2 separate regions of the Homo sapiens genome follow, and region 1 is linked to region 2. Evidence: chromatin loops called from intact Hi-C (ENCODE). Cell type or tissue: A673. All regions are shown on one strand. Links, peaks and the distances in the headings refer to the core of each region. The heading gives the core; the rest is flanking DNA. Region 1 has its middle 150 kb from the start of ZRANB2-AS1. Region 2 overlaps LINC01788 (long intergenic non-protein coding RNA 1788).

Region 1 (8,000 bases), core at 1-8,000, 180 kb after region 2:
TACTAGCTATTCAAGGAGTAACATATCCTCATCCCCTGTCTTCTTCCTCTACATATTGTAACCTCCTTAGGAGGTGGCTCACACCTGTAATCCCAGCACTTTGGGAGGCTGAGGTGGGTGGATCATTTGAGGTCAGGAGTTTGAGACCAGCCTGGCCAACATGGTGAAACCCCGTCTCTACTAAAAATACAAAAATTAGCTGGGTGTGGTGGGCCATGCCTGTAGTCCCAGCTACTCAGGAGGCTGAGGCAGGAGAATTGCTTGAACCCAGGAGGCAGAAGTTGCAGTGAGCCAAGATTGTGCCACTGCACTCCAGCCTGGGTGACAGAGCAAGACTCCTCAAAAAAAAAAAAAAAAAAGAAAGAAAAAAAAGAGTAGGAACATTTCTTACTTCACCTTCATATCTTCCTAGCACGTAAAATAATACTGCATCTACAGCAGATCCTGTAATACATATTAAATAATATCTGATCTATGTGCTTTCTGTGAGTAGGTGATTGCCTCTTGGAAAGCAGAAACAATGTCCAACTAAAAAAAAAACGTTTCCTTACTATTGAGTACAAACTAGAACTAAACAAGGAACAAATGGAATCTAGTTTACCAGCTTTTCTCAGATCCTCATTCTCCTCATGCAATATGCCATAACTGTGTGGTTTGAGGTTAGAAGCTGATAATTTACCCATTATGTGCCAGGCACCTTGTACCATCTAGCCTAATTTTCTAATAATCCATGTGGGGTAGATACTGGTATCTCCATGGTACAGATGAGAAGCTGATGCTTAAAGAGTCTGAGACACTTGCCTAAAGTCATGCAGCTAAGTGCCAATGCTTAGATTTAATTCTAGAACAGCCTGCTGCCTCCTCCCACAGGACACCGCCTCTTGTTTCAGCTATAGGACTGTGGCGTGGAGAAAGACATCAGGACAAGGCCAATGTCCTGGGAATGGTAGTAGGGTCTTTTTTCTGCATGTCTTTCCTTGTGATTCCTGAGGAGCTGAGGAGGCTACATCACCAGGACTTTCCCCAGCATCTGCCTTATCCAACTAGGTGACAAGAGCACAGACAAACCATTGTTTAAGTTAAATTCTAGCTTTTAAGTTCATATGTCAGTGTTCATGCAGAAATGTGAAATGCCTTTTACATGAGTAAGAACTCTTCCCTGAATAGTCAGGACTTTTCTGCGAATTTATAGGATTTTATTACACAAAGTGTTAAAATAAGTCAGGAAAAAATTCCTTTGAAAACTACTGCCAAGATGAACGTATGCAAATGTTCCAAAGTCTATTGCTGCTAGGAATAAGAGCAACAGAGAAAATTCATTTGTTTGTTGCTTCCTTGATATTTTAATTACATCTTCTATATCCTCCATACCCCATTCAACATTTTCTTAAATCCAACAATATTTATTAAAAATAAAATAAAAAATTTAATCTACACATAACAGCCTTATTACAAAATAATTATTAAATGTTAAGAACCACAATTTGGTTTTGGTCAGAATGAAAAATAATCTTTTAAAGTGCCTGATAGGTGGGACATGGTGGCTCACGCCAGTAATCCCAGCTCTTTGGGAGGCCAAGGTGGGTGGATCACCTAAATTCAGGATTTCTAGACCAGCCTGGCCAACGTGGTGAAACTACATCTCTACTAAAAATACAAAAAATTAGCCGGGCGTGGTGGTGGGCACCTGTAATCCCAGCTACTTGGGAGGCTGAGGCAGGAGAATCACTTGAACCTGGTGGGCGGAGGTTGCAGTGAGCCGAGATCATGCCATTGCACTCCAGTCTGGGAAACAAGAACAAAACTCCATCTCAAAAAAAAAAAAAAAAAAAAAAAAGAGTGCCTGATAAATTTGTTTTCTTATGAAGTTTTGTGACAATCATCATTTTAACTCTGTTTACCAAATAGCATTTTGAGCCTGCAAGTCTGCCAGAAAACTACATTGAATGCCTAGTTTTCTACATGACCTTGGATAGTTTATTATATTTCAGAACACTTTGGTTGTCTGGTATGAAGCGTATTTGGTTTTCTTCTACTCTTGCTGGAGGCAAACTCATTTTTTTTCCCAAAAAGTATGTTACATAATTATTGAACTCCTGGAAGAAAATTAGAATATTTTTAATGAAGTGCTATTATGGATAACAATTCCTGTGGAATTTGATCAAGCCTCACCTTTAGGCAAAAGTATATTTAGTTTACTGTTTGCTTCTTGAAAGTCCTCTCCCCACTCATCCCACCCTATCTCCAGTAGAGGTATGTGAATCCTTATAACAGTCTTAAGGAGTAGACGTTAATTCCATTGTATAGGAGATAAAACTAATACCCAGGGAGTTTAAGTATTGTGCCTGAAATCACACAAAGCTGAATGGCAAAGTTGGGGGGTTAAACCACCTATATCTGACACCAAAATCCAATCTCTTCACCTACAGCATGACTTTCTTAGCATTCCCTTAGTTTTCTCTCAAAGGTTTTCTCTTGACATCTCACTGAGTGGTGGGCTGTTTGATGATTCAAATATAATGGAGTTCTAAGGATATCAATCCCTGCTGTCACCAAATGACTCTCAATTGATTATTGATTTCAATTGATTATTGACATCTCAATACTGAGTTCCCCCCAGCACCAGGAGCAAGAGCATAGCATTTAACAAAAGAAATGACAAATAGGAGAAATTACAAATAATATTTAAGCCACAATTTTTACTCATTCTTTTCTTATTTTCTCAAAATATTTGACAAGTGATAGTCCACACTCTTTGTGTATCAGGATCTCTGGACATTTATAAGGCAAAGTCAGTTGCTGGTCATGAATAGCAACTCAAACAATCCAAGCTTCATGTGGTTAGTATTCTGCCAGCTTGAGGAAACTTGTCTTTGGCTACAAATAAAAGAAAAGTAGTCCCAAAATTTAAGTGGCTGCCTATGATTACTCATTGCCTTTGAATAGTGGTTACTTTTCATGGTATACAACTACAAAATCATTTACATAAAATCCAGTGTAAGAGCTGATTAAATCAGCATCACTTTGTAAACCAAGTGAACAGACACAGAGCTGAAATTCAGACTCCAGATGCTGCAAAAAATAAAAATAAATAAAGATGCTTTAGAATGCCTGGCTCAGTCCCTGATGTGAGATTTCACAAAAACAAGTTTCTGTTTCACAGAAACAACCCATAGCATACTTGCTGAAGAAATTTCAGAGAACAGGAAAGGAATTTGGTCTGACATAATTTTAGGTACAGAAGTGTGATGTTAAGGTAACAGCATAAGCTCTTGTTTTGATTGTGTCTGTTATCACATGTAAGAACTATAGTTTCAAAGCTCAGGCTAAGGTGGTTGCAAAAGAGGTTTAAGCAGTGGACAAACAGTTGTACTAGACCAGGAGAACCAAATAAAACTTTTTCACAGATCCCTAGTGGTTGGTGGCAATGTCTCTGACAACCTGGAGTAAGATTAGGAAGAAGAGTGCTGCAGTGCATATGTGCATGTTGTCTGGTGTAAGATTCCAGCTACTCTTTCTGGGAAAGACTGCCCTTTGCAGTGAAATGATAACATTCCTAAAATTTTAGGAGTTAAAATCTCTTTTCTTCAAAATGATGAAGATAGTAGGATGCATGTATTTTCTCTTTTTTTCAAATGTCCTTACTTAATTAAATTACTAGTTGGCTACTGTTAAGAGTTAACTTGTGTCCCCACAACAGATATTGAAGTCCTAATCCGTAGTATCTATGAATGTGGCCTTATTTGGAAATAGTGGTTTTGCAAATGATCAAGTTTCGAGGAGGACATTAGGGTGGGCCTTAATTCAAGACTGGTGTCCTTATCAAAGGGGGGAAATTTGGACACAGAGACAGATGTATACAAAGAGGAAGATGATGTGAACACACAGGGATAATGCCATCTACAGGTCAAGAAATGCCTAGGAATGCCAGAAAACTACCAGAAGCTAAGAGAAGCATTGGAACAGATTATCCCTCCCAGTCCTCAGTAGAGACCAGCCATGCTGACTCCTTGATCTCAAACTTACAGCCTCTGGAGCTGTGAGACAGTAAATTTCCATTCAGCCTCCCAGCTTGTGGTAAATTGTTACAGCAGCCCTAGGAAGCTAATACAGCCTTCTTAGGTCAAATTCTTATTTTTGTTTTTATTTGTTTTGCTTTTTGAAATTCTACTAGTTCTTAAAATCACAGAGTCTGAAAACCCTTATCAGGGGTGGCTGCAAGGTCCCATCCAACCCTAAGATTTTATGATATTTTACACTGCAACAGCTCTTTTCTAATTTTTTGACTAGGCGTTAGTGTTCCTCCAGGACTGGAGCTTTTCAGACTCTCCTTGACATAGCAGAGTACAAACAAGCACAACATTTAGGTGTTTCAGACCCAAACCTCAGAAAATATCCCACAATATGGCTTGATACTCTAAATGCGGACGCTGGATTTCTTTCCCTGTAGTTTGAGTAGGAGTAAAACTCTAGGCACTCCTTGTATAGGATGTAAAAGTAAGTTAGATGTGCCTCCACCCATGGATCCGATGAGGAACGGTGTTTCTCAGAAGCTTAGGGATAAGTGCCTGAGGTCTGTGGAATGCCTCTTCCTTTTTATATTTGTATTATCAAACAGCCCACCACTCAGCGATCTTGAGACCCCGTTCCCCTTTCCTTTGTCCTCCCAGGCAAGCTACATAAGAGGAGGTTAGGGACAGTGAGGTATGTTTTATCTGATTATGCTAGAATGCACTGGTGTCACATTTCCATTGCTTGAAGGGGTTGAAGTGTTCTTTAGCTTGAAGAAAATCTAACCGGCAATCCATTCACTCATTTATTCATTTGTGAATTCATTCAATGAATAGTAAAAAAGAGGAGTTCTAAGGATATCAATCCCTGCTGTCACCAAATGACTCTGTAACTACAATAACCACTAAGTGATGAGAACCTCTACCCTCGTTGAATAGAGGAGAACACATGGGATCAAATAATTGAACCACAGCTGATGGTCCTGTAGCTGATGAATGTCAGCAACTTGACCTCAGTTCTTTATGACTCCCACGTGTCTGCTGTTTCCATTCTATCAAGCTGCCTGCCGGTACAACCCACCAAACTGGCATATATCATAGTATCATAAGACATGTCTCCCCTTCAGGAGCTCATTTCTTCCAGTCCTCTTTGCCTCCAGCCAAGGTCCATCACTTCACAAAAACCTGGTTAAAAGCTCACCTGCTCCAGGAATGTTTCCTGGTTTCCACCTTTACTCAGTCAACCCTTCAGCACCTAGAACTTAAATTGTGAAATAAGTTTGTTTGTTTGTTTTGCATTTATTGAGATGCTGTGCTGTTATTGACTTCAACATGTTTTTGTTTGATTTGTATCTCCCTAAAATATCATCAGTTCTTCAAAGAAAAAGGCTGCATTTCCTTGTTTCTAGTCCCAACCTTTCTGCCAAGGAGCTATACTACTTAATCTATTTGAACATATCACTTAATGTATTTGAACATGTGGTCCTCACTGATTTAAAAAAAAAAGTGAGGGTTGGGGAGTGGGTAATTGGAAAGAAGGTCTCTATGGATATTTTTTACCTTAATAGTGTGTATTTAGTGTCTCCTATGCATCCCAGTCCTTTGCTGGCTCTGGGAATTGTCCATTTGAGCCTTGTTGCCCAGCATCCTCATGTGAGGGGAACTGTGGTCTTATCAAGAAGGACTTCTCCTACATCCCTGCTGGGCAACCCAGGCCAATTCTACTGAGTATGAACTTGAGCAACACACACTGATGTCCATCTTGGTCTTCCTGTTTTTCTCCTTTCCCCTTTTCTTTGGTATTCAGCCATAACTACAACTCCAGATCAAGGTGGTAGATTCTTCTCCACAGCCTGCTCATCTCTACAGACATCACTCCTTCTTCCTAAAATGCTCATATACTCCCTGCCCTTTGGTTAATTCCTGCTCCTCTAAGACTTCATTATTCCTCATCTCCTCTCGAATGCCTTCCTTGACCACCAGTCTTCCATCAGTGCTGCTGCTACAACTTGTTAAAATATTTACCCCTCTGCACTGTAACTGCATCATGCAGAAAGAACATAGTGTAGTGGTCATGAGCACAGTCTCTTGGTTTCAGACTGCTCAGGCTGATAATCATCACTGGGCCACTTACTAGCTATGTACCTTGGAAAAGTTAGTTCTTTCTCTGTTCCTCAGTTTTCTCCTCTGTGAAATGAGGGTAATAATAGTATTTATATTCTGGAGTTTTTTGAGGCTTAAGTAAGTTAATGCATAAAAGCATATAAAATAGTGAACATATTACCTAGTTAATAATATACAGTGATATAATCTCATGTTCCTTTTTCCCTCTAAAATCTCAAAAAAGGAGATACAATTTTCTTATAACATCAAAGTTGTAATGTCTTAAGATCTCTGTTTTATGTTCCTCTTTCTTAACTATTGCCTCTTTCATCACTCACCTCCCATCTGAGCATCCTCTCTTTCCTTCAATTGCCTGGTGTAATAATACTCACCTACCTTAGCCTGATGCTTGAAGAATGCTCCAAGAAATGGACTATTCTCATATAAAAGGAAAGGATTGGATTTGTTGCTGAAAGATTAAAAGGCATAATATATGCCAAAATGCTCCAGGTAGAATCTGTCTCAGGAACAGCTTGTGAATTCATTAGAGGAATGTTTATTAAACATCTGTTCTGTTCCTAGCATTATGTTACTGGGTGCTGGAGATTCAGTCCATGATTTCCTACTGTTTACTGTCTAGTGGGGAATAGAGACAATTACACATACAGTTGTGATACAATGTAAGGAGTAGTGTTGGAGGGAGAAAAAAACACTATGGTAACTTGTGGTGCATATATATAATTCACTCCAGGAAAAGGAGAAGGCTTCCCAAAGGAAATGGCACCCAGACTGAGTCTCAAAGCATGAATGAAAATTGATCAGCCTTAGAAGAGGAGAAGAGTATCCCAGGCTAACAGGAAATCTCATGAGAGAAGACATAGAAGCATGAATCACTAATGTGTTTTGAAGCAATTGCAAGGAGTTCTGAGAGAGTGAGGGGTTAGAGGAAATCGGCATGAGCCAGATTATATGGTGCTTTTATGCTTCTGCTTGGATTTTACTCTGCAGGATTTTACTCTTAAGGAGCTTTTCAAGAGTTTTAGGGAGGGAACAAACTATATTTGGGTTTTATGCTAGTAGTTGTGTGAAGGGTAAGTTGCAGGGGACTAGAGTAGAAACAGAAATCAGTTTGTAAGTTTGTTACAATAACCCCCATAAAAATCCTAAGTACTGGAACTAAGGGAGATAAGCAAATAAAAAGCCTGGTGAAGAGATTAGGAGAGAAAATAGATAAAAGTTCACACCAATTGTCATAGGGTGTAATTGTACTATATCCTTCAATGACTCAGTATTAGACTCTTCAATACTTCACTAGACTTTCTGGATGCAATGACTGTAATGGTAGGAATTTTGAATATGTCAGAAGCAACCTGTGAGTTATAAGGATTCTGAAAACACCTCAGCCACACTTCAGTGACACTAGCCTTTCCCACAGAGGTGCAAGCTTGAACTAAAAAACCTAAAGCTACCAATTTTCTTCCTTATTTTCTTCAGCATGTTGTTGTTGTTGTTTTGATACAAAGCTTGTTTCAGATTGCCTTTACTTTTATCTTTATTTTTGTCTTATTTTACTAAATGATTTAACTTTAATTTATTATCTTAAAGACGACTGCCCCTATTTCTTTGCTGGGTGACTGCAAAGCCCCCAGCTCCTATCATGACCGTGTTTCCTACTCTGTCAGTGGTCAGGTTGTTGGAGTTGGGGGGAAGGGGTGTTCTTACTATGTATACAATAGGGCTGGACCTTGAAGGACAGCTGCTTTGTATTCTCATTCTGAGTGTCAGCCTCTTTTACATGCAGGAACAAATGATTGAGTGCTTCTGGCTCTGAGTGATGGGAAATGTAGATTGAACTCCTAGAGACTATTTCAGTATGCTTTTATATCT
Region 2 (17,303 bases), core at 4,772-12,771:
ACAGAAAAAAACAGCACCCAAAAACACATTGTCATTAGCTGGCAGGAGGGTTGCCATTATTCAAGACTGCTTTTGACTTCTTTTACAACATGGACTCCTCTGTGATATAGGCACCGAAACTAAAGCAAATGGTGGAAGAAGGGTTGTTACTTTATAGGAACATTTTTAGATAAATGAAAAATCAAAAAAGTCAGAAATTACAATGTATTTCCTTAGAGTTACACCATGTATGCCTACCTCTCCTGCCTGCCCTTCTAGCTCCTTCACTTCTTCCATCTCTGCCATTCCTGAGACATTAATACTTCTCCTCTTCCTCTTCCTCAGCCTACATGTTCAGCCTCAACGTGAACGTGATGAGGATGAAGACCTTTATGATAATCCACTTTCACTTAGTGAATCGTAAATATATTTTCTCTTGCTTATGATTTTCTTAATAATTTTTCTTCTTATGATTTTCTTAATAATTTTTTTCTCTAGATTACTTCATTGTAAGAATACAGTATATAATACTGTATTAGTCAGGGTTCTCTAGAGGGACAGAACTAACAGAATATATATATATTTATTAAGTATCTATATATACTTAATAAATTCATATATATACTTAATAAACTCATATATATTAATAAACTCATATATATGTATATGAGTTTATTAAGTATTATATATATGAGTTTATTAAGTACTAACTCACACAATCACAAGGTCCCACAATAGGCCGCCTGCAGGCTGAAGAGCAAGGAGAGCCAGTTGGAGTTCCAAAACTGAAGAACTTGGAGTCTGATGTTCCAGGGCAGGAAGCATCCCACATGGGAGGAAGATGTAGGCTAGGAGGCTAGGCCAGTCTCTCTTTTCACGTTTTTCTGCCTGCTTATATTCTAGCCGCACTGGCAGCTGATTAGATTGTGCCCACTCAGATTAAGGGTGGGTCTGCCTATTCCAGCCCACTGACTCAAATGTTAATATTCTTTGGCAACACCCTCACAGACACACCCAGGATCAATACTTTGTGTCTTTCAATCCAATCAAGTCGACATTCAGTATTAACCATCACAAATACCTATAACATGCAAAAAAATGTTAATCAACTGTTTATGTTATCAGTAAGGCTTCCAGTTAACAATAGGCTATTAGTAAGTAAGTTTTGGAGGAGTCAAAAGTTATACTTGGATTTTTGACTGCATGGGGTGGGGCAGCTCTCCTAACCCCCATGTTGTTCAAGGACCAATTGTACAACAATGTATTTAACTGTGCTTCTATGGATAGTCATTTATTTTCTTCCCAAATTTTCATTATTTTGACATATTCCTATAGAATAGATTGGTAGAAGTAACATGCTTTTGAAAACCATAAAAGGTAATGTTAAAGAATCCTTCATGACTACTTACTTTTTTAGGGGATTGGACTGCTGCATTCTAAAAATAATGGTGAGAAGAATGAATAAATTAGAGTTTACTATGTAATAAAACCTTCTAAAAAAGAGGAGAGGTAGCAGAATTTACAAGAAGGTTAAACCTGACCTTACTGAAGAGAATGATACCCTCATAGCAGCGCATCTTCTTTGCTCACAGAAAGGTAAGGAAAGGTCCTTTTGTGAGTACAACTGAGATGAGTTCAGTTACCTATAATCTGGAGCATTTTACATCAATTTAGAAAAACATCACTGCTGGTTAAAAATTATCTTTCCCTGCAGATATTTTAAAGTGAGATAGAATCTAACTATTTGTCCAGCACAGAGGCAAAATTTGGGCTAGCTGACTCCACTAGGTTCCCTCTCTGTCTTTTATTGCACTAAATGATCTTAAGGATAGTGACATTCTCTGTAATTCTGCATCAGTAAAATTCAGTGTCATCGTCACACAGGTTGGATGTTGGCAAACCATAGCAAAATTAGTTCATTTTTCTTTTGAAATAGTTTTCAACTTTTTGCCACATTAAATTATAAAGACTTTTTTTTTCTTTGTATGAGGGTGTTACACAGATTCACAGTAGGTTAATGTGCCTACCAAACAGAAATGCATATCAGAAGGAGAAATGTCAGAGAGATTCCTATTTTTCTGCCATTAAAAAATAATATATAAAGGCCTGCATGTTTTAAAAGGAAAATTGATAAATATAACTTCCTGTTGTTTAGGAGTTCCTAACATATTGTGATTATTTAAAAAATGAATACAATGTAGATTTAGGATGCTATTATTAGTTTCATGGTCTTAGGCAAGCCACATAGCTTCTCTGACCTCATTTTTCTCATTTGTAGGGTAGAAATAATCAGGTTTCCATTCCCCTTTTCCAGATTGTTTGAAGAATGAAAACACATATCTAAAAGAGTGTGAAAAATTTTAAGTGTTATAAAAAAGTAGCTAAAAATCCATGGCAGATACTCTCAGTTGTCTGTCCAACAATAATTCATCCCTCATTCCATTTATGTATTAAATTCAATTTTATCTACTGGGGCTATGTGCTTCATGGGTACCTGGGTTTCTCCTCAGCACAGGGAATACGTCTTAATAGTCCTAGGGCAATTTATTCCATTCTGCCTGCCTGTGATGGGTTTAAAAATAGGCAAGCGAATCACTTCTGGCCAGGAGAGGTCAGGGATGATCTGTTGACTTTTGGGAAAACAGAGAGGGCACCAATCAGGAACATTCCTGTTTTCAGCCTGTGGAGGTTGTATTGTGGGGATCTGCTGCCCATGGCTGCAGAAGTCCTCTTGCAATGAAGAAGGCACAAGCCCAAGGGCAAAAATCAATGAATAGAAGATGCAGAGCTGTGATATGAACTGCCAAATTAACCAACTCTGGGCCTTCCCCACCTTTGAATTTCTTGTTAAAAGAATTTCAAAGGTTCTTATTATTTGAGAAGATTTTACTCGTATTTTTGGTTAACAGTACCTGGAGGCATTCTAGTTGATAAATAATTACCGGGTCAAAGTAGTTCCACCGCTTCAAAAACCATATTTACTTGTCCCTCAAAGCTATTTTGCTGAGCCAAAATGAAAGTTTGAATTATTCGTTATTGAATTCAGACAATGTAGATTACATATAAATAATTTAGGCTTCCAAGTCTTTTAGTAATAGTAGTGTGAGTGGAAAAAAGTCAGGGCCCTAAACTTCCTGAACTTGTTTTTCCTTTCATTGTGTAGATAAGTTGAAAATGTTATAAAAATAAACGCAAAAGTGAAAACAAAGTATACTTTTTTTCAAAGTTGTTCCTATTAGGAACACCTTACAAAGAGAGAAAAGACAAACCTCATAGCCATGAAATGCAAATGAATTGTTTAAAATAGTGATGAGCTGACGGGCACCAGTTAGCTTCTCTTCTGAAAGTTTAGAAATTTAAAATATAAACAGTTTATTGCATTCTAGTCTTTTGAAATGAGAGTTCTACGTTTATGAGAAATAATCTGGAATATGTAATTTAAACTTTTAAGTTTATATTTTAGTTTTGAAGAGACATCTTTATTTTGGCCAAACCCTTGGTATCTGAAATTATAATCCTTTCATGAAAGAAATTAACTAGACATTCATAAATTAATATAATTCTTATGGAAATGGATCTAACCTAGGGAATCAAAGCTGTTCTGAAATTTTACACAGACTTTTAATATTAGTTTAATCAAAGGTAACACTTTCTAAGACACATGATATTTGACTTTATAATATTTGAATTATTCATAATCTAAACTAGAGGGCTCAAATAACATGGTGTGCCATTTTCCCAACATTGTATATTAATATTTCAAAGATAACTTTTGCTAACAGTAATGATCCTGAAATCTGCAAGATCCTTCTAGATCAGAAAAGTCAGAGAGGCTGTTAGGTTTAGTGGTTAAGAGTGTAGCCTTTGAAGTAATGCAATTCTGTATTCAAATCCCTACTCTGTCACTTACGATGACATCTTAAACAAATCATACAGCATCACCCACCCCAGCCTTAGTTTCTCCATCTGTAAAATGGAAGCAGGAGAAGGTTGCTTACTAACATTATTACCTTATAGAGTTTGAAGATCAAATGAAATGAAATGATTTATGTAAGATACGTAGCAGGGTGGATGGCCTATTAGAAGCGTCCAACAAATTCAAGTTATTGTATATAAGAAACTCAACTCCCTTATAATTATGTAGAGCACTAAATTTTCTAAATAATTTCTATCATAGCATCCAAATGTATTTTGAGGCAAATGAGTGGATGATAAGACAGATTTTGGTGTTATTATTTTATTTTATTTTATTTTTATTTTTTTGAAATAGGGTCTTACAGTGTTGCTCAGGCTAAAGTGCAGTGGAGTAATCATGGCTCACTGCAGCTGCACACTTCTGGGCTCAAGGGATTCTCCCACCTCAGCCTCCTGAGTAGTTGGCACTATAGGCATGCAACATCATGCCTGGCTCATATATGCATTTTATATATATATATATATATTTCTAGAGATGGAGTTCTTGCCTTTTTTCCCAGGCTGGCGTCAATCCTCAAACTCCTGGGCTCAAGCAGTGCTCCCACCTTGGCCTCCCAAAGTGCTGGGATTACAGATGTGAGCAGCCATGCCTGGCCAATACAGAAGATGAAAATTGGAGATTGTCAATGAACTTGAGATCATTCGTTCAATGCTCATTAATTCAATATTCACTTAACAAATATTTATTGAGTGTTTACTATGGGCCAAGAACTGAGCAAAACACTCCACAATACAAGTCTGTGAAATAACCCAAACAAGAGCTGTGCATCTGTGCAGTTGTTATTTTTGCCACCCGGTATCCAGTATTCATTTTTTGTCAATTGAAAACCTCTTCCTGAATAACTTATCTCTCGTCCATTATTTGTAACCTAGTTGTGCAGAGGGATGTGACATAAACCCAGACAATCAGACTCACTATTCTGGAATTTGGAAACTTGTGGGGAAGGACACATGGACAAAACCAATTGTAGCTCATTTAACCCAGTGTCCATTAGTTCATGCTCAAAGCTGCTCTAACTTCCACCTTGATCATCTGATTCCATAAGGTAGACCACATTCTATAATAATTTTCCTTTTTGCTTTGGTTGACAAATGTCAGATTGTATTTCTTTCAAGCAAAGAACCCTAACTGAAAGAACCTCTGAAAGTGTGACATCATTCATTCTCAGAAGTCTTGGAATCTGTTTCTAGGAAAATCTTTTTATAATATTGATAATGTGGTATTAAGTTCTCTTCATCGTTTCTGCCAGAGAATTATGCTTGCTCTTAACCGACAAGCCTTGACACTCATACACATTAGATATGTCTCATCTAATTGTTACTCATCCATATTGTCTTAGTTGTGCATCAGAGATCCTCTATGCTTTTACTTCCCACATACGTCTATGTAGAATGGAGCCATGCAGAATGTCAAGCCAAATACTGCAAGCAAACCTAAAACTGTTTGCACCACATGTGCTACAATCCATTGGCCAAAGCAATTTTCATGGCCAAGAGTGGGAACAGTGAGGTGAGACATGTACTCTACTTAACCTGGTGGGAGATATTGTAGGTCATGTGGCAAGGGCATGGATGTACAATTTTATTAAAAGGTGAGAGTGAAGGATTAGAGAAAATAATCTAGTCTACCACACCTCCCATTTTCTCTCAGTGCACTGTACGACATCTCTTTTATTTATTGCATGCCATCAGAATACAAGGCAGGTTAAGGGAGAACAGAAAGAAGGCAGACTCCTAGTTAATATGTGTATTTACACTCGGTCTTGAAGAAGAGAGGAAGTGGATGACAATGTGTTATGATGTTTGGCAAAAGTATTCAGGTCACATTTCATAAAAACTCTATTTACCTTATAGACAAAATGTTTTGTGTGCATGTTAAATGTATAAATGTAACTTTTATTAAATACTTTGTGGCAAGTTAGTGTATGTTCTTTGTGAGCATTATCTCTTAAAATCCTCATAAAAATCCTGTGGGGTTTACAGACTGAAAAAACAAAATTTTGAAAGGTTAAATAAATTTTTGCAAACATAAGAGAAAACTAATTGTTCTGTAGCCCTGGCAACAAGTAGTCAACAGAACTGGTTTTAAACCCAGTTACTTGTTCAACATCTGCTGCAGTGAACACGCTTTTATAAACCAACTAATCAGGGCCAGCTCTTTGCTTCTGAAAGTTAGCCAATCAGGATTCACTCCAATAAACATATCCCAGAGTTTCAACCAATCCACCACAGTCCCTATCCCCAGTAATCAAACTTCTAAAAATAATGTTAACTTATCTTCACCTCTCCAAGTCTCCTTGAACTGCATGCTTCCCTTAAAACCCACTGAAGACCAACAGAGCCTGTGACTGATCTAAAGCATCCACTTTTTTTTTTCTGTAGTAGCAACGCATTCAGCTTTGTCTTTTTATTTCAGGTATCATGTAATGGTCTCATTGTTCTTTGACAGCAACTTACCCAAGTTTACACAGCTGGCAAATGGTAAAGTCAAGTGACTATCCCAGTTCCATCTGATTTCAGAGCCTAAACTCCTACTCAGCATGAGGTACTGTTTATCCTCATTCCATAAAAGTGATAGTCCAGGTACTCTTCCCTATAAAAGTTTAGCCTCTGATGGTATTTCAACTCTTGAATGGTCATTTACCTTTGCATATGTTATGTATCCAACTAACTTGTAAGCTCAGTTGAATCTAACATAATCTCACATTCCCAGTGGTGACCAATTCATCAAATATTTGCTTATTATTTTTAAATATATTAAAAAGAATGCTTAGTGTGTGCCAGGCCACCACGATAGTGATGGAATTAGAATGTTTTCGCCCTCAAGGGCTGGCAGCCTAACTGGAGAGACAGAAAACAGCACTTCAATGTGAATTGTGCTACCACATATATAAGGTGCAGTGTGACCTGCAAGGGAGGAGTTCCTAAGTCTGACATTAGCATTGTGAGCAGTCTTTAAGAAATGCCAAATGGCTGATATTTGCATATTACTTAGTTATTTGGAGCAAACAATTATTTCAGAGTCAAGAAAAATGTCCTCAAATTTGCCAATACTTATCGAAGTCAAATATTGAATCAGATATTGCACTAACCCAAATTTGAATTATTTAGGAAGAGGCCACATCATAAATGTGTAGTTTATCAGGCGGTAAAAAATACATTTAAGAGAATGCCATTTCCTATTTCTATTGCCCTAAAAATTTAGTTTTAATTTTTCTTACTGAGTATGGTGATTATTGCCTAATATGGAGTATTACACAATTCAGATACTTGATGCAAAAGATGGTGAGAATATGAAAAAAACACTTAATGATATTTGGTAAAACAGGAGCTGGCTTAATTAGGAGGCAGACACTCATAATGATCCTCAATTTCACTTGCACTTATTCCTTTTTATTTTTGATACAAAGCTATTTTTCTGGATTACTTCCCACTCCTTTTCCTTGGCATTCAAAACATTCCATGTTTTGAAACATGATGTAATCACTGAAATGAAAATTTTGTACACAAGAAAAGAAATCTCTAGTTTATACACAAGATGTCAGTGCGTTAGGCACAGAAACAATGTTTTCATTTAGTCTTGATTAATGACTGGGAATCGCCTTAGATTTCAGTACTTTCCTTGCTTTTCTCAAACAACTTTGACCTCTGCTGATAATTTTCCTGGCTGATCCAAGAACTGAGAGCCACTACATAATGGCCATTTCTTCTGCAGAGAGAACTGAGTGTCTGCTAGGAATGCACTGATTTAATGTGAGGTGATGTATGATATCTTCTGAGTTACAATGATCTGTGGCCTTGGCTAACCAAAAAGTCAGTAAGTGCATTTCAAAGATTTAAAACATCATTGGGAAAGAGGATTGTGGCTGAAATGACTGCAGACCAAGTTTGGGTCTTTGATGCCTTTCTTCCTGATGCAGCCCTGTGACTCCAGACTGCCCAGTAGCCCCAGTCTCCTCACACAATTTTCTGGCTTTCTAACTAGGTATTTACTCTTGTGTTCTAACGCTGTATTTTCTTCTCTTACCCAGAATGTGCCTATTAACAAGTCCAGCACCCGTTCTAGAGGCTGATCATTTGTATCAGATAAAATCATTCCTACACTATCCAAAAGGATGAAAATAGCTACAATTTACTGATCACTTACTGAGTTGCTTTAAAGGGCTCATTGCATTTAATACTCACAAAAGCCCTGTAAAGCAATTACCATAAATTTCCCCCATTTTACAGATTGCAAATAGAAGATTAAGAGAGGTAAGTCAATTGCTCAAGTTCTTGGAGCCATCAAGCTTCCCATCCAGGTCTCCTGGACTCCAAAGTCCTCTTCTTTATTGGTGACCAATAAGAGGTTTCAAAGGACATTTTTGATTTGATAAGGAATAGTGCCCACAAGAATTCTGTCTACTGTAGAATTTTGAGTATTAACAAAAACCTCTAGGGAAAGATATTCTTGTTCAAGTGGTAGCTTTCCTGATGTTTCTTAAATAAAACCAAATAGATAAGTTTTTTACTCACTAGAGGGTCAGGCTAGTTGTGCTCCACACACTAGTTGTTGTGGTGACAGGAGCAGGAGGAAGAGCCCACAGATATGTACAGCCCTTTTCCCTTGAGACCAACTGTTTACCTCCTTCTTTGTGTCAGTAGCCAAGGGAAACATAGAATCACAAAGCACAGAATGATAGAACTTTAGTGTTGGGCTCGTAGAAGTGTTTAAATCTAAACCCTACATTGTAGGGAGGTAGAAACTGATCAAGGAATAAAGTAACTCAAAGTTACCCAGCCAGGAAGAAGGTAGTGGAGTCAGAATTCAAGCCTTTCTCAAGTCTTTTCCCTCCCTCCCCTTCCTTCCTTCCTTCCTTCCTTCCTTCCTTCCTTCCTTCCTTCCTTCCTTCCTTCCTTCCTTCCTTCCTCCCTCCCTCCCTCCCTCCCTCCCTGTCTTCCCTCCCTCCCTCCTTCCCTCTCTCTTGCCATTTATTTTTCAGTGTCTATAATTTGCCAGTCACTGGGTACTGGAAATACAGCAAACACATTTAAAAAAAATCGTTGCTATGATGGAGTTTACATTCTAATGGGAAGAAACACATAGCAAACAAATACACCAGTAAAATATCTACTATGCCAGATGGTGCTAAGAGGTATGGAGAAAAATACAGCAGAGAAGAGTGATAAGGAGAACAGGAGGAGAGAGTGATGTTATTTCAAGTTTCTTGTGAGGAAGTGGCCATGAAGAGAATTCCAGATGGGGCAGCGGCAAATGGGGAGCATGCTTGGACTTGGGCTGCTCGAGGAACAACAAGAAGGCTGATGTGGCTGAGAATAGTGAGCAAGGGGGCAAAGACACAGGATGAGGATCAAGAGGAGCCAGATGACCCTGGCCGTCTTATCCATCAGTCAGCGCATTAGATCAACCTCATTGCCTCAAGAGGCTCATTTAATGATGAGTCTAATATCTTCCTGTGGCCATGACTAATTTCAGAGACCTATCAACTAGAGATATGGGATGGAGTGTAAAATGTGTTGGACTGGGAATGACTCTCCAGGTGCAAGTCCATCCCCTAATTATAATTAGCTCTGTTATTGAACTTGTTTAAGCTTCCTTTTCCTTCTAAGAGGGGGATGATGTGAACTATCCCAGGGATTTTATGAGGGCTGAAGAAGACAACAAACAAGAAAGCAGTTTGTAAGTGGACATTGTGAGTAATTGAAGTCAGTCAGTCAATAAATATTTTTTTCATCATTATTGTGAACAAGGGGTTTCTCCCTTCTGATGTTTACAGCACTGCTTTCTTCTGTCTGACAAGATGTGCAGAGAGACTCCACACCTTTGGAGAAAAACGAGAGAAAGAAAAGATGTTCCTCTTTGTCTGTATCTTTCTACCATGATCTTCAACTTTATCCCTCACCTGCCAGCAACAGAATGTGGGAGATTATTATGATCAGTGTGGTCCTCAGTTAACCCTCTGATTAAATACAGCTTATTGTCTTCACTATCAGGGCAAGAGCAGTGTGATCATGGTGTGACTACTGGTGTTGGAAAGAAACAGTCTTACCAGCTATGAAATTTATAATGTAGAGATTCTCTGAAGTTTTAAATGTATGGGTATTGACATGGTTGTGTTTCACAGCTGTCTATCATAGCAACTTCCAAATCCTTCCATGGAATTCTTTCCATGGAATTTCTTCATTGAAATTTTAAAATAAAAATTATTTTTTAGGGAAACTATTATAAACTTGAAACTTCACATACAGACAAGAATTGAACCTCCTTTAATCTAGTTGACAAATACGGTACTTATATAATATTTACTTTATGGAGAGTCCTGTATTCTCAAGAAAACTATATATAGTTGTATGTAGTTAGAGTCAAGAAAATGGATTTACTGTGTGATCTTAGGGATCCTCATCTCTAAAAAGAGAATAATAAAAATTGCCTCAAAGAGTTATTATAAAGTTTAATTATATATATATATATATATTTTTTTTTTTGCCAGGAGATAAGCGAGCAGAAGTCTATCGGCATGTATATATATTTTTTCCTTCAACTTTTATTTTAAGTTCAGTGGTACATGTGCAGGATGTGTAGGTTTGTTACATAGGTAAACGTGTGCCATGGTGATTTGCTACACAGATCAACCCATCACCCAGGTATTAAGCCCAGTATCCTTTAGATATTCTTCCTGATGCTCTCCCTCCCTCCACCCTCACTCCCAACAGGCTCCAATGTGTGTTTTTCCCCTGCATATGTCCATGTGTTCTCATTGTTCAGCTCCCACTTATAAGTGAGAACATGTGGTGCTTGGTTTTCTGTTCCTGTGAGTTTGCTGAAGAGAATGGCTTCCAGCACCGTCCATGTTCCTGCAAAGGACATGATATCATTCCTTTTTATAGCTGCATAGTATTCCATGGTGTATGTGTACCACATTTTCTTTTTACAATCTATCATTGATGGGCATTTGGGTTGATTCCATGTCTTTGCTATTGTGAATAGTGCTGCAATGAATATACATGTGCATGAATCTTTACAATAGAATGATTTGTATTCCTTTGGGTATATACCCAGGAAGTAAAAGTGTTCCTTTTTCTCTGCAACCTCACCAGCACCTTGTGTTTCTGGACTTTTTAATAATTACCATTCTGACTGGTGTGAGATGGTCTCATTTTGGTTTTGATTTGCGTTTCTCTAATGATCAGCAATGTTGAGCCTTTTTCATATGTTTGTTGGCCCCATAAATGTCTTTCTTGGAGAAGCGTCTGTTTATGCCCACTTTTTTGATGCGGTTTTTTGCTTTTTCTTGTAAATTTGTTCAAGTTCCTTGTAGACTCTGGATATTAGACCTTTGTCAGATGGATAGATTGCAAAAATTTCTCCCATTCAGTAGGTTGTGTATTCACTCTCATGAGTTTCTTTTGCCGTGCAGTAGCTCTTTAGTTTAATTAGATCCCATTTGTCAATTTTTGCTCTTGTCGCAATTGCTTTTTGGTGTTTTCATCACGAAATCCTTTCCTGTCCCTATGTCCTGAATGGTATTGCCTAGATTTTCTTCTAGGGTTTTTATAGTTTTGGGTTTTACATTTAAGTCTTTAATCCATCTTGTGTTAACTTTTGTATAAAGTGTAAAGAAGGGGTCTAGCTTCAATTTTCTGCATATGGCTAGCCAGTTTTCCCAGCAGCATTTATTAAATAGGGAATCCTTTCCCAATTGCTTGTTTTTATCAGGTTTGCTGAAGATCAGATAGTTGTAGGTGTGCAGTCTTTTTTCTGAGTTCTCTATTCTGTTCCACCGGTCTGTGTGTCTGTTTCTGTAACAGTAACATGCTGTTTTGGCTGCTGTATCCTTGTAGTATAGTTTGAAGTCGGGTAGTGTGATGTCTCCAACTTTCTTCTTTTTGCTTAGAATTGTCTTGGGTATTTGAGCTCTTTTTTGGTTCCATATGAAGTATAAAATAGTTTTTTTCTAATTCTGTGAAGAATGTTAGTGGTAGTTTAATGGGAATAACATTGAATCTATAAATTACTTTGGGCAGTATGGCCATTTTCATGATATTGATTCTTCCTATCCATGAGCATTGAATGTTTTTCCATTTGTTTTTGTCCTCTCTGATTTCCTTGAGCAGTGGCTTGTAGTTCTCCTTGAAGAGGTTCTTCACTTTTTTTTGTTAGCTGTATTCCTAGGTATTTTATACTGTATGTAGCAATTGTTAATGGGAGTTCATTCATGATTTGGCTGTCTGCTTTCCTGTTTTGGATTATAGGAATGCTAGCAATTTTTGCACATTGATTTTGTATCCTGAGACTTTGTTGAAGTTGCTTATCAGCTTAAGGAGCTTTGGGGCTGAGATAATGGGGTTTTTTAGATATACAGGATCATGTCATCTGCAAATAGAAACAGTTTGACTTCCTCTCTTCCTATTTGAATACCTTTATTTCTTTCTTTTGTCTGATTGCTCTGGCCAGAACTTCCAATACTATGTTGAATAGAAGTGGTCAGAGAGGGCATCCTTGTCTTGTGGTGGTTTTCAAGGGAAATACTTCCAGCTAGCCCATTTGGTATGATATTGGCTGTGGGTATGTCATAAATGGGTCTCATTATTTTGAGGTATGTTTCATCAATACCTAGTTTATTGAGTTTTTAACATGTAGGGTTGTTGAATTTTATTGAAGGCCCTTTCTGCATCTATTGAGATAGTCACAGGGTTTTTGTCTTTAGTCCTGTTTATGTGATGGATTACATTTATTGATTTGTGTATGTTGAATCAACTTTGCATACAAGGGATGAAGCTGACTTGATCATGGTGGATAAGCTTTTTGATGTGCTGCTGGATTCAGTTTGCTAGTATTTTATTGAGGATTTTTGCATCAATATTCATCAGGAATATTGGCCTGAATTTTCTCATTTTGTTGTATCTCTGCTAGGTTTTGGTGTCAGGATGATGCTGGCCTCATAAAATGAGTTAAGGAGGAGTCCCTTCTCCTCATGTTTTGGGTAGTTTCAGTAAGAATAGTACTAGATCTTCTTTGTACCTGTGGTAGAATTCAGCTATAAATCCCTCTGGTCCCAGACTTTTTTTAGTTGGTAGGCTATTTATTACTGCCTCAATTTCAGAACTTGTTATTGGTCTACTCAGGGATTCAATTTCTTCCTGGTTCAGTCTTGGGAGGGTGTATGTGTCCAGAATTTATTCACTTCTTGTAGATTGTCTAGTTTATGTGCATAGAGGTGTTTATATTACTCTCTGATGGTTTTTTGTATTTCTGTGGGGTCAGTGGTAATATCCCCCTTATCAATTCTGAGTTTTGCTATTTGATTCTTCTCGGTTGTCTTCTTTATTACTCTAGCTAGCAGTCTGTCTATTTTATTAATTTTTTCCAAAAAACACCTCTCAGATTCACTGATTTTTTTGAAGGGTTTTTTGTGTCTCTATCTCCTTCAGTTCCACTCTGACCTTGGTTATCTTTTGTCTTATGCTAGGCTATGGAGTTTGCTTGCTATTGGTTCTCTACCTCTTTTAGTTGTGTTGTTAGGTTCTTAATTTGAGATCTTTCTAGCTTTTCGATGTGGGCATTTAGTGCTATAAATTTCCCTCTTAACACTGCTTTAGCTGCATCCCAGAGATTCTGGTATGCTGACTCTCTGTTCTCATTAGTTTCAAAGAACTTCTTAATTTCTGCCTTAATTTCATCATTTACTCTGGAGTCATTTAGGAATGGGTTGTTCAATTTCCATGTAGTTGCATGTTTTTGAGTAAATTTCTTAGTCTTGAGTTCTAATTTGATTGCACTGTGGTCTGAGAGACTGTTATGATTTCAGTTCTTTTGCATTTGTTGAGGAGTGTTTTACTTCCAATTACGTGATCAGTTTTTCTGTATGTGTTATGTGGTGATGAGAAGAATGTATATTCTCTTGTTTTTGGATGGAGAGTTCTGTAGATATCTATCAGGTCCATTGGATCCAGAGCTAAGGTCTCAGATATGTGTATTAATTTTCTGTTTCAATGATCTGTCTAATATTGTCAGTGAGGTGTAGAGGTCTCACACTATTATTGTGTGGGAGTATAGGTCTCTTTATAGTTCTCTAAAAACTTGCTTTATGAATCTGGGTACTCCTGTATTGAGTGCTCATATATTTAGGATAATTAGGTATTCTTGTTGAATTGAATTCTTTACCATTATATAATGCCCCTTTTTGTCTTTTTTGACCTTTGTTGGTTTAAAGTCTGTTTTGTCAAAAACTAGGATTGTGACCCCTGCTTTTTTTTTCCATTTACTTGGTAAATTTTCCTCTGTCCCTTTATTTTGAGCCTATGTCTGTCTTTGCATGTGAGATGGGTCTCTTGAAGACAGCATACTGATGGGTCTTGACTCTTTATCCAGCTTGCCATTCTGTGTCTTTTGATTGGGGCATTTAGCCCATTTACAATATAAAGTTAACATTGTTACGTGTAAATTCGAATCTGTCATCATGATGCTAACTGGTTATTTTACAGACTTATTTATGTGATTGCTTCCATAGTGTCACTGATCTGGGTACTTCAGTGCATTTTTGTAGTGACTGGTAATGGTTTTTCTTTTCTATATTTAGTGCTTCCTTCAGGAGCTCTTGCAATGCAGGTCTGTTGGTAATGAATTCCCTCAGAATTTGCTTATCTGAAAAAGATCTTATTTCTCCTTTGCTTGTGAAGCTTAGTTTGCTGAATATGAAATTCTGGGTTGAAAATTCTTTTCTTTAAGAATGTTGAATATTGGCTCCCCAAATCTTCTAGTTTGTAGGGTCTCTGCTGAGAGGTCTACTGTTAGTCTGATGGGCTTTCCTTTGTATGTCACCTGACCTTTCTCTCTGGCAGCTTTAATATTTTTTCTTTCATTTTGATCTTGGGGAATCTCATGCTTATGTGTTTTGAGGTTGAACTTCTCATGGAGTATCTTACTGGGGTTCTCTGGATTTCCTGAATTTGAATTTTGGCCTGCCTTTCTAGGTTGGGGAAGTTCTTTTGGATGATATCCTGAAGTATGTTTTCTAACTTGGTTCCATTCTCCTCATCTCTTTCAAGTACCCCAATCAATCATAGGTTTGGTCTTTTTATGTAGCGCCATATTTCTTGGAGGTTTTGTTTATTCCTTTTCATTCTTTTTTTCTCTATTCTTGTCTGCCTATCTTATTTCAGAAAGACAGTTTTCAACCTCTGAGATTCTTTCCTCTGCTTGGTCTATTCTGCTATTAATACTTGTGATTACATTGTGAATTTCTTGTGTTCTGTTTTTCAGCTCCATCAGGTCAGCTTTGCTCCTCTCTAAACTGACTATTCTGGTTATCACTTCCTATATTGTTTTATCTTTATTCTTAGCTTCTTTGCATTGGGTTACAACATGCTCCTTTAGTTCAGCGTAGCTCATTATTACCCACTTTCTGAAGCCTACTTCTGTCAATTTAGCCATCTCAGTCTCAGCTCAGTTTTGTGCTGGAGAGGTGTTGAGGTCATCTGAAGGAGAAGAGGCACTCTTGCGTTTTAAGTTTTTATCATTTTTGTATGGATTCTTTCTCATTTTGGGGGCTTATGTACCTTCAATTTTTGAGGTTTCTGACCTTTGAATGGGTTTTTTTGTGGGATCTCTTTTCGTTGATGACATTGTTATTGCTTTCTGTTTTTTTTTTTTTTTTTTTTTTTTTTTTTTAATAACAGTCTGGTCACTCTTCTGTAGGGCTCCTGTTGTTTGCTGGGAGATAGCTCCAGACCCTAGTTGCCTTGGTTTTTCCCTTACCTGGATGTATTACCAGTGAAGGCTGTGAAACAGCAAAGATGGCAGCCTGCTCCTTCCTCTGAAAGCTCTGTCCCGGGGGTACTGACTTGTTGCTGGCCTGGACGCTCCTGTGGGAGGTGTCTGGAGACTCCTGTTGGGAGGTTTCACTCAGTCAGGAGGAATGGGATCAGGAACCTGCTTAAAGAATCAGCCTGGTTGCTTTGGGGAGAGCAGGTGTGCTGCAATGAGGGGAACCCTTCTTCATCCAGACCACCTGGACTCTCTAGAACCAGCAGGCTGGAAAGGTTGAGCTGACTGAACTGCAGAGATGTTGGCCACCCCTCCCCTCAGGAGCTCTGTCCCAGGGAGAGATCAGAGTTCTGTCCATATAACTCTAGTTGGAGTTGCTGAAATTCCTGCAGGGAGGCCCCACCCAGGAAGGAGGGATGGATTGGGGTCCCACTTAAAGAGGCAGTCTGTCTATGATCTGGCACAGTAGCTGTATTGTGTTATGGGGGACTCCTCCTCATCGAAATCACCTGGACTGCCTGGAGCTGGCAGGCTAGAATGGCTGAGTTGACCTAACCACAGAAATGGCAGCTACCCCTCCCTCTTGGAACTCATCCATCTCAGGCAGTCTTCAGCCTGCTGCAGTGGCTAGCTGGAATTCCAAGCCAGCGGGTTTTTACTTGTGAGGTGCCGTGGAAGTGGGGCCAACAGAAAAATGCTGCTTGGCTCCCTGGATTCAGCTCCCTTCATATGCGAATGTACAGATGGAACTCCCGCCTTGCTGGGATTTCAGGAGCCGGAGACTGTAAAACTCCTGGGTCTCTGTGTGTGCTTGAGTGACTGCTCTGCTGAGACTCTGCACAGTGCTGTGTATCAAACCCAAGGCCCTGGTGGTGTGAGCTCATGAGGGGATCTCCAGATCTGTGGGTTGCAAAGATCCATGGGAGAAGTGTGATTTCCTGGGTGGGGCTGCACAATCACTCTCTGCTTCCCTTGGCTGGGGGTGAGGGTTCCTTTGGCTCCACACAGCTCCTGGATGCTGTTGCCTCACCCTACTTTTCTTTATTTTCTGTGGGTTGAGTTGATTGCCTAGTCAGTTCCAGTTAGAGAACCTGGATTTGTCAGTTGAAGGTGCTGAATTCACTTGTTGTTTTCATTTCTCTCCATGAGAGCCATGGACCACAGCTGTTTCTAATCGGCCCTCATATAATATTTTTAAAGGGTCTGGCACATAGTGCTATATAATTAACGGTTGTTTGGTAAATGACATAACCTTTCTGATTGCTTGCCTGTTGTTTGGTGAACATTTACCTATCTGTTAAGATGTTGCTTATGTCTCTGGGAAAAACAAACTTAGGCATTGTGCTTTCATAGTGCTTGTTACATCTTCAATTAAGCATTTATCATGTTATCATTTAATTATGTATTTATCTTTTCAGTTAGGCCATGCCAAATATAGAGGCTATGCATTTTTCACTGTGGTACCCAGTCTCCAAAATAAAACAGCATCTGGCACATAGCAGGCACTCAAATACTTTTTTTTTCTTAGTGCGGTGTGCAAAGCCTTCCTATGACTTGCCTCAAATGTGTGGCCTTGTGTTTC

Evidence for each region. Hi-C counts contacts between places; a loop is a spot of excess contacts. Peaks named below come from ENCODE experiments on the same cell type or tissue, not always from the same donor. Only the 100,000 strongest peaks of a DNase experiment are listed, where the experiment ranks them.
Region 1: a loop joins it to region 2, with 2.4 times the contacts of the local background. A loop is called at or near these places in 3 of 110 quality-filtered maps.

What each region holds. Positions count from the first base shown.
Region 1 is chr1:70,892,497-70,900,496 of GRCh38, forward strand. It overlaps a transcript of PTGER3 not described here. Among named protein-coding and RNA genes, the nearest start is that of ZRANB2-AS1, 150 kb to the right of the region's middle. In A673, for the core only: a CTCF peak has its summit at 3,919 (motif pointing left); a DNase peak (open chromatin) is centred at 3,935.
Region 2 is chr1:70,711,733-70,729,035 of GRCh38, forward strand. LINC01788 (long intergenic non-protein coding RNA 1788) reads left to right here. Exons shown (of 7, transcript NR_125938.1): 4 at 325-399; 5 at 1,397-1,575. Among named protein-coding and RNA genes, the nearest start is that of LINC01788, 14 kb to the left of the region's middle. In A673, for the core only: no CTCF peak of the experiment used is centred there; DNase peaks (open chromatin) are centred at 8,149, 8,619, 8,979 and 9,399; H3K4me3 peaks cover 800 bases; H3K27ac peaks cover 4,223 bases.